Linked DNA regions of Homo sapiens: region 2 is linked to region 1. Evidence: read pairs that join two places in POLR2A ChIA-PET (ENCODE). Cell type or tissue: OCI-LY7. All regions are shown on one strand. Each heading gives the region's core, and the rest is flanking DNA. Links, peaks and the distances in the headings are about the cores only.

What was found. Peaks named below come from ENCODE experiments on the same cell type or tissue, not always from the same donor. Only the 100,000 strongest peaks of a DNase experiment are listed, where the experiment ranks them.
Region 2: POLR2A ChIA-PET joins it to region 1 with 10 read pairs; 4 of 35 experiments call an interaction of 5 or more read pairs at or near these places.

The regions. Positions count from the first base shown.
Region 1 is chr12:32,095,977-32,101,359 of GRCh38, reverse strand. No RefSeq gene overlaps it. Among named protein-coding and RNA genes, the nearest start is that of BICD1, 8.2 kb to the left of the region's middle. In OCI-LY7, for the core only: no CTCF peak of the experiment used is centred there; no DNase peak of the experiment used is centred there.
Region 2 is chr12:32,270,541-32,275,923 of GRCh38, reverse strand. All of the region lies in intron 2 of BICD1 (BICD cargo adaptor 1), which reads right to left. Among named protein-coding and RNA genes, the nearest start is that of FGD4, 130 kb to the left of the region's middle. RefSeq lists a silencer at 4,262-4,462. In OCI-LY7, for the core only: no CTCF peak of the experiment used is centred there; DNase peaks (open chromatin) are centred at 1,973, 2,783, 3,243, 4,533 and 2 weaker places; H3K4me3 peaks cover 3,593 bases; H3K27ac peaks cover 4,302 bases.

The DNA.
Region 1 (5,383 bases), core at 68-5,067:
CTATTAAAGGTTGAGTTGGAAAGGAAAAGCCAGCAAAGAGAGTTGAGAGGGACTGGGTGGGGGGAAAATCAGGAGAGAAACATTTGAAAGGTAACAAAAGAGAAGTGTGTATGAGGAGCGAGGGAATAAGGACCAAGTCAGTGCCAACAAGAGGTCACAGCCAAGTACTATAAGGACACAAAATGTCACTGGATTTGGCAACATGGAGGTGGGTGCTCTTGATAAGATTCATTTGTGTGGAACAGAGAAGGCAGATACCAGGTTGTAGTGGATTACAGCATGAATAGAAATTTAAGATGTGTGCTGGGCGCAGTGGCTCATGCCTGCAATTCCAGAACTTTGGGAGGCCAAGGCAGGCAGATCATCTGAGGTCAAGAGTTTGAGATGAGCTTGGCCAACACGGCGAAACCCTGTCTCTACTAAAAATACAAAAATTAGCCAGGTGTGATGACGCACACCTGTAGTCCCAGCTACTCGGGAGGCTGAGGCAGGAGAATTGCTTGAACCTGGGAGGTGGTGGTTGCAGTGAGCCAAGATCGTGGCACTGCACTCCAGCCTGGGCAACAGAGCGAGACTCCATCTCAAAAAATTTAAGATGTGGAGACAGCCTAATCAGACAACTCCATGTCCCCAGAAATGATGGCAGGGATAACACACAATGAGAGGGTGTATCTGTGGGGCACTGGGGTGCTCTGCTGTGAATGGCCGGTGGGAAATCTTCCCTTCAAGAGCACTTCACATAGTGAGACCTCCAGATGCACTTTCAAGGGAGATGTGTGGCTTCCACACCAGTGCCTTCTGGGGCCAGGACTTCATCTCCAAGCTGCTTGGATACCAGCTCTCTCAGTGGCTGCCCTTGTCCACTTTAATCACCTGTACCCTGTAGGGGTGGGTTGCCCCTACACACCTGTGGGTGTTTCTCGTAAGGTGGGACGAGAGATTTGGAAAAGAAAAAGACACAGAGACAAAGTACAGAGAAAGAAATAAGGGGACCCGGGGAACCAGCGTTCAGCATTTGGAGGATCCCGCCAGCCTCTGAGTTCCCTTAGTATTTATTGATCATCTGTGGGTGTTTCTCAAAGAGGGGGATGTGTCAGGGTCACAAGACAATTGTGGGGAGAGGGTCAGCAGACAAACACGTGAACAAAGGTCTTTGCATCATAGACAATGTAAAGGATTAAGTGCTCTGCTTTTAGATATGCATACACATAAACATCTCAATGCTTTACAAAGCAGTATTGCTGCCCGCAGGTCCCACCTCCAGCCCTAAGGCGGTTTTTCCCTATCTCAGTAGATGGAGCATACAATCGGGTTTTATACCGAGACATTCCATTGCCCAGGGACAGGCAGGAGACAGATGCCTTCCTCTTGTCTCAACTGCAAGAGGCATTCCTTCCTCTTTTACTAATCCTCCTCAGCACAGACCCTTTACGGGTGTCGGGCTGGGGGACGGTCAGGTCTTTCCCTTCCCACGAGGCCATATTTCAGACTATCACATGGGGAGAAACCTTGGACAATACCTGGCTTTCCTAGACAGAGGTCCCTGCGGCCTTCCGCAGTTTTTGTGTCCCTGGGTACTTGAGATTAGGGAGTGGTGATGACTCTTAAGGAGCATGCTGCCCTCAAGCATCTATTTAACAAAGCACATCTTGCACCGCCCTTAATCCATTCAACTCTGAGTTGACACAGCACATGTTTCAGAGAGCACGGGGTTGGGGGTAAGGTCATAGATTAACAGAATCTCAAGGCAGAAGAATTTTTCTTAGTACATAACAAAATGGAGTCTCCTATGTCTACTTCTTTCTACACAGACACAGTAACAATCTGATCTCTCTTGCTTTTCCCCACAGTACCCTTTAGCTGTCATCCTCCTATCCCATCCCCATCCTCCACCCCATTACCCCAGTCCTAAGGAACTACTAAACTATTTTTTGTCTCTATAGCTTTCCCTAATCTTGATATTTCATATAAATAAAATCACATAATATGTAGTCTTTTGTGACTGGCTTCTTTCTTAACATAATGTTTTCAAAATATATCTATGTTGTAGCATATATCATACTACTTTCCTTTTTTTTTTTTTTTTTTTTTTGAGACGGAGTTTCGCTATTGTTGCCCAGGCTGGATGGAGTGCAATGGCATGATCTCGGCTCACCGCAACCTCCGCCTCCCAGGTTCAAGCAATTCTCCTACCTCAGCCTCCTGAATAGCTGGGATTACAGGCATGCGCCACCACGCCCGACTAATTTTTTGTTTGTTTGTTTGTTTGTTTGTTTGTTTTTTGAGACGGAGTCTCGCTCTGTCGCCCAGGCTGGAGTGCAGTGGTGCGATCTCGGCTCACCGCAAGCTCCGCCTCCCAGGTTCACGCCATTCTCCTGCCTCAGCCTCCCGAGTAGCTGGGACTACAGGTGTGCGCCCGCCACCATGCCTGGCTAGTTTTTTTTGTATTTTTAGTAGAGATGGGGTTTCACCCTGTTAGCCAGGATGGTCTCGAACTCCTGACATAGGGTGATCCACCCACCTCAGCTTCCCAAAGTGCTGGGATTACAGGCATGACCCACCGTGCCCGGCCACTGCTTACTTTTTATGGCTGAATAATATTGCATTGTTAGATATACCACCTTTGCATCCATCATCAGTTTATGGGCACTCGGGTTATTTCCACCTTTTGGCTATTATGAATAATATGTTATAAACATCGTGTACAACTTTCTTGTGGACGTATGTTTTCATTTCTTTTGGGCATACCTGGAAGTGGAATTGCTAAGTCATGTGTTAACTCAAAGTTTCATGTTTGGAAGGACTTCTGGATTGTTCTCCAAAGTGGCTGAACCATTTTACATTCCCAACACCAGTGTACAAGGGGTCTGATTTCTCCGTATCCTTGACAACCATGGTATCATCTGAATTTTTGAGTCCAGCCACCCTAGTAGATGTAAAGTAGCATATTTTGTTGCGATTTTGATTTGCAATTCTATGATGGCTAATTATGTTGAGCACTTTTTTATGTGTTTCTTGGCCATTTGTTTATCTTTGTTGGCAAAATGCCTGTCCAGATCCTTTGTCTATTGTTTGAGTTAGTTATCATTTTATTACTGAATGTATGGGTTCTTTGTATACTCTAGATACAAGCCCCTTATCAGATATTTGATTTGGAATGATTTTCTCTCATCCAGGGGATTGTCCTTTTACATTTTTAAATGGTCCTTTAGCCGGGCGCAGTGGCTCATGCCTGTAATCCCAGAACTTTGGGAGGCTGAGGTGGGTGGATCACTTGAGGCCAGGAGTTGGAGATGAGCCTGGCCAACATGATGAAACCCTGTCTCTACAAAAATAAAAAAATAAGCCGGATGTGATGGTGCATGCCTGTAATCCCAGCTACTTGGGAGGCTGAGGCAGGAGAATCGCTTGAACCTGGAGCGGAGGTCTCACCACTGCACTCCAGCCTGGGTGACAGGGTGAGATTCTGTCTCAAAATAATAAGTAAATAAATAAAGTGGTCCTTTAAAAAATGAAAGTTTTTAATTTTGATGAAGTCCAATTTATTTTTTCTTTTGTTTGTGCTTTTAGTGTCGTATCATTGCCAACTCTGAGGTTGAGAAGATTTAGACCTGTTTTATTTTTTAAATTTTTTAGTTTCAGCTCTTACATTTAGGTTTCTGGTTCATTTTGAATTAATTTCTTTAAATTGTGTGAGGTGAGGGTTCAATGTCATCCTTTGCAGGTGGCTATCCTGTTGTCCCAGCATCATTTGTCGAAAGGCTATTCTTTCCCCACTGAATGGTTTTGATACCCTTGTCAAAAGTCACTTGACCATAGACATATGGGTTTATTTCTAGACTCTCAAATCTATTCCATTGGTCTATATGTCCATCGATCTTAGTCCATTCAGACGTCTATAAGAAAATGCATGAGACTGGGTAATTAAAGAGCAGAAATGTATTTCTGCTCAGTTCTAGAGGCTGGGAAGTACAAGATCAAGGTGCCAGCAGAGTTGGTGTCTGGCGAGGGCTGCTCTCTGCTTCCAAGGTGGTACCTTCCTGCTGTGTCTTCCATGGTGGAAGAGCAGAAGCGAAAAAAAAAAAAAAAAAAAAAAAAGGCCTAGGCTAGTTCCCCATGTCCCTTTTATAAAGCACTAATCCCATCCGTGAGGGCAGAACCCGCATGCCTGAATCACCCCCTAAAGGTCTCACCTCTTAAACTGTTGCATTGGGGAATAACTTCCAACATGAATTCTGGAAGGGACACAGACATTCAAACCATCACACTATTTATGGTGTTACCACAATGTCTTGTTTACCATTGCTGTGTAGTAATTTTGAAATCAGGAAATGTGAATCCTGTAATAGAACTTGCCACACAGGCTGAGGTTTCAGGGAATGTCAGAGAGTAGATGAAGCTAGAAGGTCACAGCTTTTACTCAGGATTCTAAAGTAAAACTTAGGTAAAAAGGCTATTGTGGCTGGGCACAGTGGCTCACGCCTGTAATCCCAGCACTTTGGGAGGCCAAAATGGGCAGATCACTTGAGGTCAGCAGTTTGAGACTAGCCTGGCCAACATGGTGAAACCCCGTCTCTACTAAAAATACAAAAATTAGCTGGGCCTGCTGGTGCACATCTGTAATCCCAGCTACTCGGGAGCTGAGGCAGGAGAATCGCTTGAACCCAGGAGGTGGAGGTTGCAGTGAGCTGAGCTCACACCTTGGATTCTAGCCTGGGTGACAGAGCGAAACTCCATCTCAAAAAAAAAAAAAAAAAAAAAAAGAAAGAAAGAAAGAAAGGGCAGGCGCAGTGGCTCACACCTGTAATCCCAGCACTTTGGGAGGCTGAGGAGTGCAGATCACCTGAGGTCAGGAGTTTGAGACCAGCCTGGCCAACATGGTGAAACCCCATCTCTACTAAAAATACAAAAATTAGCTGGGCATGGTAGTGTGTGCCTGTAGTCCCAGCTACTCGGGAGGCTGAGGCAGGAGAATCGCTTGAACCTGGGAGGTAGAGATTGCAGTGAGCCAAGATCGAGCCACTGCACTCCAGCCTGGGTGACAGAGCAAGACTTCATCTCAAAAAAAAAAAAAAGAAAAAGAAAAAAAGAAAAAGAAAAGAAAGCAAGCAAAAAAAAAGAAAAGAAAAAAAAAGGCTATTGTGACTTAGAAAACAATTCATGTATCTCATAACATGCCCTGAAGGAAGAATTGGCTATTTCCTGGTTAGCACAGTATTCCACAGCCTGGGAATAAGAAGTTGGTTCCCTAACAGGAAAGCATCAGTCTTCTTTTCTTAGAAGAATAGACAGACCTGACTTTAAAACTTAGTCATCCTACTCTTCCAAGCTATTTGATCTTATACAAATTATCTGCTCAAAGTCTTGGTTTCCTCATTTGCTA
Region 2 (5,383 bases), core at 317-5,316, 170 kb before region 1:
CAAGGAATGGAATCTTGGGCCATGCGATGAGCTATTAGAAGCTGTGGGTCATGGAAGAGAACCGTGGAACCCAGTGACTAGTGTTCAGCTCGATTAGGACGAACCCAGGCACTTAGCCGTGCAGGAACAATGGCAAGCTTTTAGCACAATCGGGAGTGGCAATGGGAGTCTCGCTGGATCAGGAGCACAGCGGACACCCTGCCGGATCTGGAGGGATGGGAGTCAGCGGCGATGGGAATCAGCGGCGGGTCTGCGACAGTGGCAAACAGCAGTGGTGGACGGCAAGCGAAAGCTCAGCTCCAGCCGTAACAAACATGGACCAGAAGAGTGCAGTAGCAAGATTTAATAGAGTGAAAACAGAGCTCCCATACAAAGGGAGGGGACCCAAAGGGGGTTGCCCCATTTGAAGATTCTTTGAAAAAACTAACAGCAGGCAGATATGACTCTAACTCATCATATGAACAAGTTAGGATGAGGAGATACTGATTCCAGACCCAGAAATTATAAAAATATAGACGGTGACTAAAAAAAGTCTCACTCCCATCTTGTTCCACATCAGTCTACTTCCCATCCTCACTCCCAAACCACTGTTCCTAGTATCTTATCTATCCCGCCAGGGTTCCTTTATACCTTACTTATTTTCAAACTTTATTTATAGAGCCAGCTTATGCCTACATGAAAACCAACATAGTTAGCATAATTTTATAATGAACGAATCACTACAAAGGTATTTTATTTATACGTGTAATTTACAACTTGATTTGCAAATCAAGGGATTAAAAGTTAATCCCTCAGGGGACTGAAATATGAGTGTGTGTATATATCATATATCTAATGATAAACATATAGATCACTAGAATGTGTATCTCATATGGCGATCTTCAATTACAAGCATGAATTTATTTTTAATAAGCACTTACACAATGTTTACAATGTGCCAAGACTATTACAAGCACATTGTTTTAGAAATATAAAACTCTTTTAACCTTTTAGCCTACATAGCAATCCTGTGAGTTGGACACCATTATTAGTCCCATTTTACAGCTTGGCCAACTGAGGCAAGGGAGGTTATGTAATAATTTGCCAAAAGTTTTAGAATAAAATAAGTGGTATCAGGAGTCAAACTCAGACTGTCTAGTTCTAGAACATATGTTCTTAACCACTATGCTTTGCTACTTCTAAAAATGCCTTATTAACGTGATTTGTTGTTGGAATGGGGTGGCTAATGCTAATCAGATTATTGTTATCTCTGTCTTTAGGTCATAGTTTCCCTTTCTGTGTAAAATAACAAATTAATATAAATATAAATATAAACGCCTCAGTAAAGTGGCCTCAGATTATGATTTAGTGGATACTATTTCTGAAAAATATATTGCTTTATTATTTTCAAGATGACTTCCTACAAATTCTTCAGAACTGATTCTGGAGCTAATGGTAGCAATAGCTGCTCACATTTTGAATATTCATTGCCTTTTAAATAACTTTCATAAGTAGAAAACCTGGTTACTGAAACAGAGCAATATCTGTGACCCTGACTATCAAAATGTGTTTCCAGAATCTTTCCTGTTCTGTATTCCATGACTGTGAGTACAATAGGGTAACTAATATAGAATTTCAGTTCTGATGTTCTTATTAAAGTTACAGACTTCGAGGTATTGATCTGTCTTAAGTTGGCTGCCACGCTGATTTTCTACAATCATATTAGAAGTCTAGAAAACTCAAAGATGTGTTTTTAAGTAACTATATGTTAAATGTGATCAATTTTTTTCTACCTCTTACAATCTACATTAAAGTGTCGAAAAGAACTCTTCTTACCAAGGTCCCCCACGAAACCCTGCCTTCAAGCCTAAAAGAGCCTGAAGGCTGAAGAACTGGACTGCTGGTCCCGGATAAAGCCTGCCCTTTCTCAGCTGATTCTCTCTGAATAATGCCCACCTGCACACTGGGGGAAGAGGGTGGAGCCAAGAGAAGTTTACGCTTGTTCAGCGGGGAGGAGCCTGGCCTCTTCAGTTCCTGTGTGGTGGCCTGGTGTTCAGTCTGTGAGGTGGAGGGCCTGTTGGCAAGACTCCCTCTCGCTTTGCTGAGAGTTCTTTTTCCTTTTTCCTTTTCACCCAATAAATTCTGCCCCTCACCCTTCTATGTGTCCCTGAGCCTAATCTTTTCCGGTTGTGTGACAAGAACCCGGTTTTAGCTGAACTAAGGAGAAAGTTCTGCAACAATGATAAGGATGAAATGGACTAGCTAGTGATTTCTACTATGTTATTTAAAGTCTGAAACTGCCTTGAGGCACCCTCTACTAGCTGATCATTATTACTGAAATTTAGACACCGCTTGGTACGTGGTTTAATCATCCAGTTTCAGCAATGTGACGGGGGTATAATGGCTTTTCTGTACACTTGTATCTTGGCTTCCCTGAAAACAGATATCATGCATGCATCTTGGTGGTTCACACCCAAACACAGAGCACATCCAGTGAGCCTGAGGAAAGGCGCTGCTTGCAGGAGTCTCAGCCCCCTCTGTGTCTGCTGGTACTTGCTTTCTCCCGCTGTACCTTATCCTCCAGTTTATACTCTACCAGTATACCCTTTGGAATCTTGTGAGTCTTTTCAATGATCTGACTCTGTGTCACTACTCCAATTTCAGTAAAAGCAAACAAAAACAGAAATCGAGGCTATGAGAGTAGAGTGCAATAATGATGAATTCTGGCAGCCACCCAGGAAGACACCATTGAAAAGACAAGGTCCTGCCTCCCTTACGTCTTGCACACTCATGATGCTGAGCCTGTCAGTGACCAAAAATCAGACTACACAAGTCAGCCAAAAGTGAAACAGAGGTGTCAAGCATATGAACTGCATCTGAAAGTTTTTGCCTTCCTAAGAATATTCTTAGGCCTCTTCTTCACACACTCCAGAGCAATGAGAAACATTTGGAATTGAATTTTCCTATAAACTATATCTTTGCAGATAGACTTTTAAAACCAAATAAAGTCCTGTGGGTTTTTCTTTTCTTTCTTTTATACGAACATAACAACTGCTTCACTGTCATTACTTATTTTCCAATCTAAACCCTCCACAAGAGTCTAGAACACCATGTGACTCAAAATAAACTTTTCAATCAATTACAAGGCCATTGAAATGGAAAATCTTGATTTTTAAAAATGTTTTAATATGTTTCCTTAACCACATTGTGGCAGGCCAGGTCTCACTAGTAGCTGAGATTACAGGTGCACGTCACCACGCCCAGCTAACTTTTTGGTATTTTTAGTAGAGACAGGGTTTCACCATGTTGGCCAGACTGGAATAAACAAGTTTTATTGTCAGTCTGAAGAAATTCCCCAGGCCTCCACACACAAGTTTATTGGAGGTCTGAAGGAACTCCCCAAACCTCTGTGATTTAGCAGGAGACAAGATAAGGGTAATCACCCTAGCACCTGGACCCATTTAGATTAAGTAAATTTACTGAGGCTCCAGAGAAAGGTCTTCAGGACTCAGATCTTAGTTATAGATTAAAAGAAGTTAATCACTTATGTCTTTAGATGAATGCACACTTATATGTAGACATACAGCTTGGAAGGTTTATAAGCTCTGGAAAACTTTGTAATTTTGAGTTGGTGTGGTGACAATTTCTAGGCCTTCTCCCTGTAACCAAATGCAAAAATAAAACCTCTCTTCCCCAGTTTGTCTGCATCTCATTATTGGGCCAGGAGAAGTAGCAGCCTGACCCTCAGTTTTGTCCAGGAGCAACATGTATATGATTTATACATTGAAAAGAAATTTCTCAGTCATAAAAGAAATAGTGAAAGAACATTATGATTTAACAATATATAACTAATATGTAATATTAGTGGTTGGGAATTAAATATGGCATAAGTAGTTAAATAAAAAGTAACTTGTAGTACATGTTTTACTACAATAATGGGTAAACTGAGGCCCAGAGAGATTAAGGAAACAGGTAGATCATAGAGCTAAGAAATGAGAGATGTAGGTTTTGACCCAGGAACCCTTAAGTATGAGCTCCTTTCACTAAGACACCTTGACATTGTCTCTTGGCTTCAGGCAGTAAGTAAAAGAAAAACAGATGGAAAGGAAACAATAAAATATGCAAAGAGAAAATGAAGAATTCTCTGAAAATTATCAACTTTAAATCGAGATCCAGGCAATAGGATTAAAATACTGAGCACAAAGTTTGAGGAGGGTCACCCAGGAGGACTCCAAAAAGATGGGGTTAGTGCTCTGAAGCAGCGAGGTTTGAGGATTGTTTATACAGGCACGGTATGGGGAAGCTTAACAGGATGACAGCATTTTCCACACAAGGTTAGTGCACAGTCGCAGCAATCTGACTGGTTTTAGGCAGTGATTCCTTGGGGGAAGGGAGTATTTAACATTCCACATTAAGGATGTAATAATCAAGGGATCTTTTATCTCAAGTGCTATCTGGTCTGGGCCAGGAACAATAAAATAGGAAGGAAGTTAATCTATAACAAAAGGTCAGTAATTAAGGTCATGGTCTGTCACTCCCCACTCAGTCTCCCAGTCAACCTTCTTCAGGGCCTAACATCTTTCAGAAGCCCCAAATAGACGAACTGTGCATTTTCTTTCACAAAATCAAAGAGATAAGCGCCTCATTTTGGGGGCCTCCAAACTGGGGAGAGGGCTGGAAGCACTGTGGAAACAGAACTAAGGGGCCATAGCCTCCAGCTCTGAGCGAAGTCTCATCTGGTTCAAAGAAAGGACACTAATTCAGGGAGAAAATGGAGTGTTTGTAGGATGAGAACATGCTTTCTTTCCTTGGAGACTAAGTTCCACATAGGGGCTCCAAGTCTGGCTCCCTTCCCCCAGCCCTGGGAAAGAATTTTGGAAAGTGTGAGCATCTTCTTTTGGTGCCTAATTGCCTGGGGGTCATACAGCCTGGAGCTGCTCTGTTGAGGACAGCGCATGGTGGCTTCCGGCTGGCCAGCGGCTGCTCTCTATGTTGTTCCTTGAAGACCCCACTGAACACACTTCACACACAGGGTCCCTTTCAGTTTGCAGAGAAGAGAAGCCTTTATACGGAGCAAGGTCCCATCAGAAGGCCTTTCAAAGATATACAAAGGCCAATGATGTATTTTTGCCTGCCCTGAATTTCAATTAGCATCTTAGGCAATAAACCTGAAAATGACTAATTGAGAAAATGTCTGTGTTTAGTTTGTGGGTCAAGGCCAATGAAATATTATAAAATACATATTCAGAATCAATACCAGCCAAATGAATTCAGTGTGTATGGGTGGTGTTTCACTTTTTAAAAAATCTTATCATAGTTTTACGTAAAAACTTGTAATAATTGCCTTTTTGTCTTACCTGTTTAACATTTTAGTGACTTGAATAATGAGATTAAAACAAGTTCT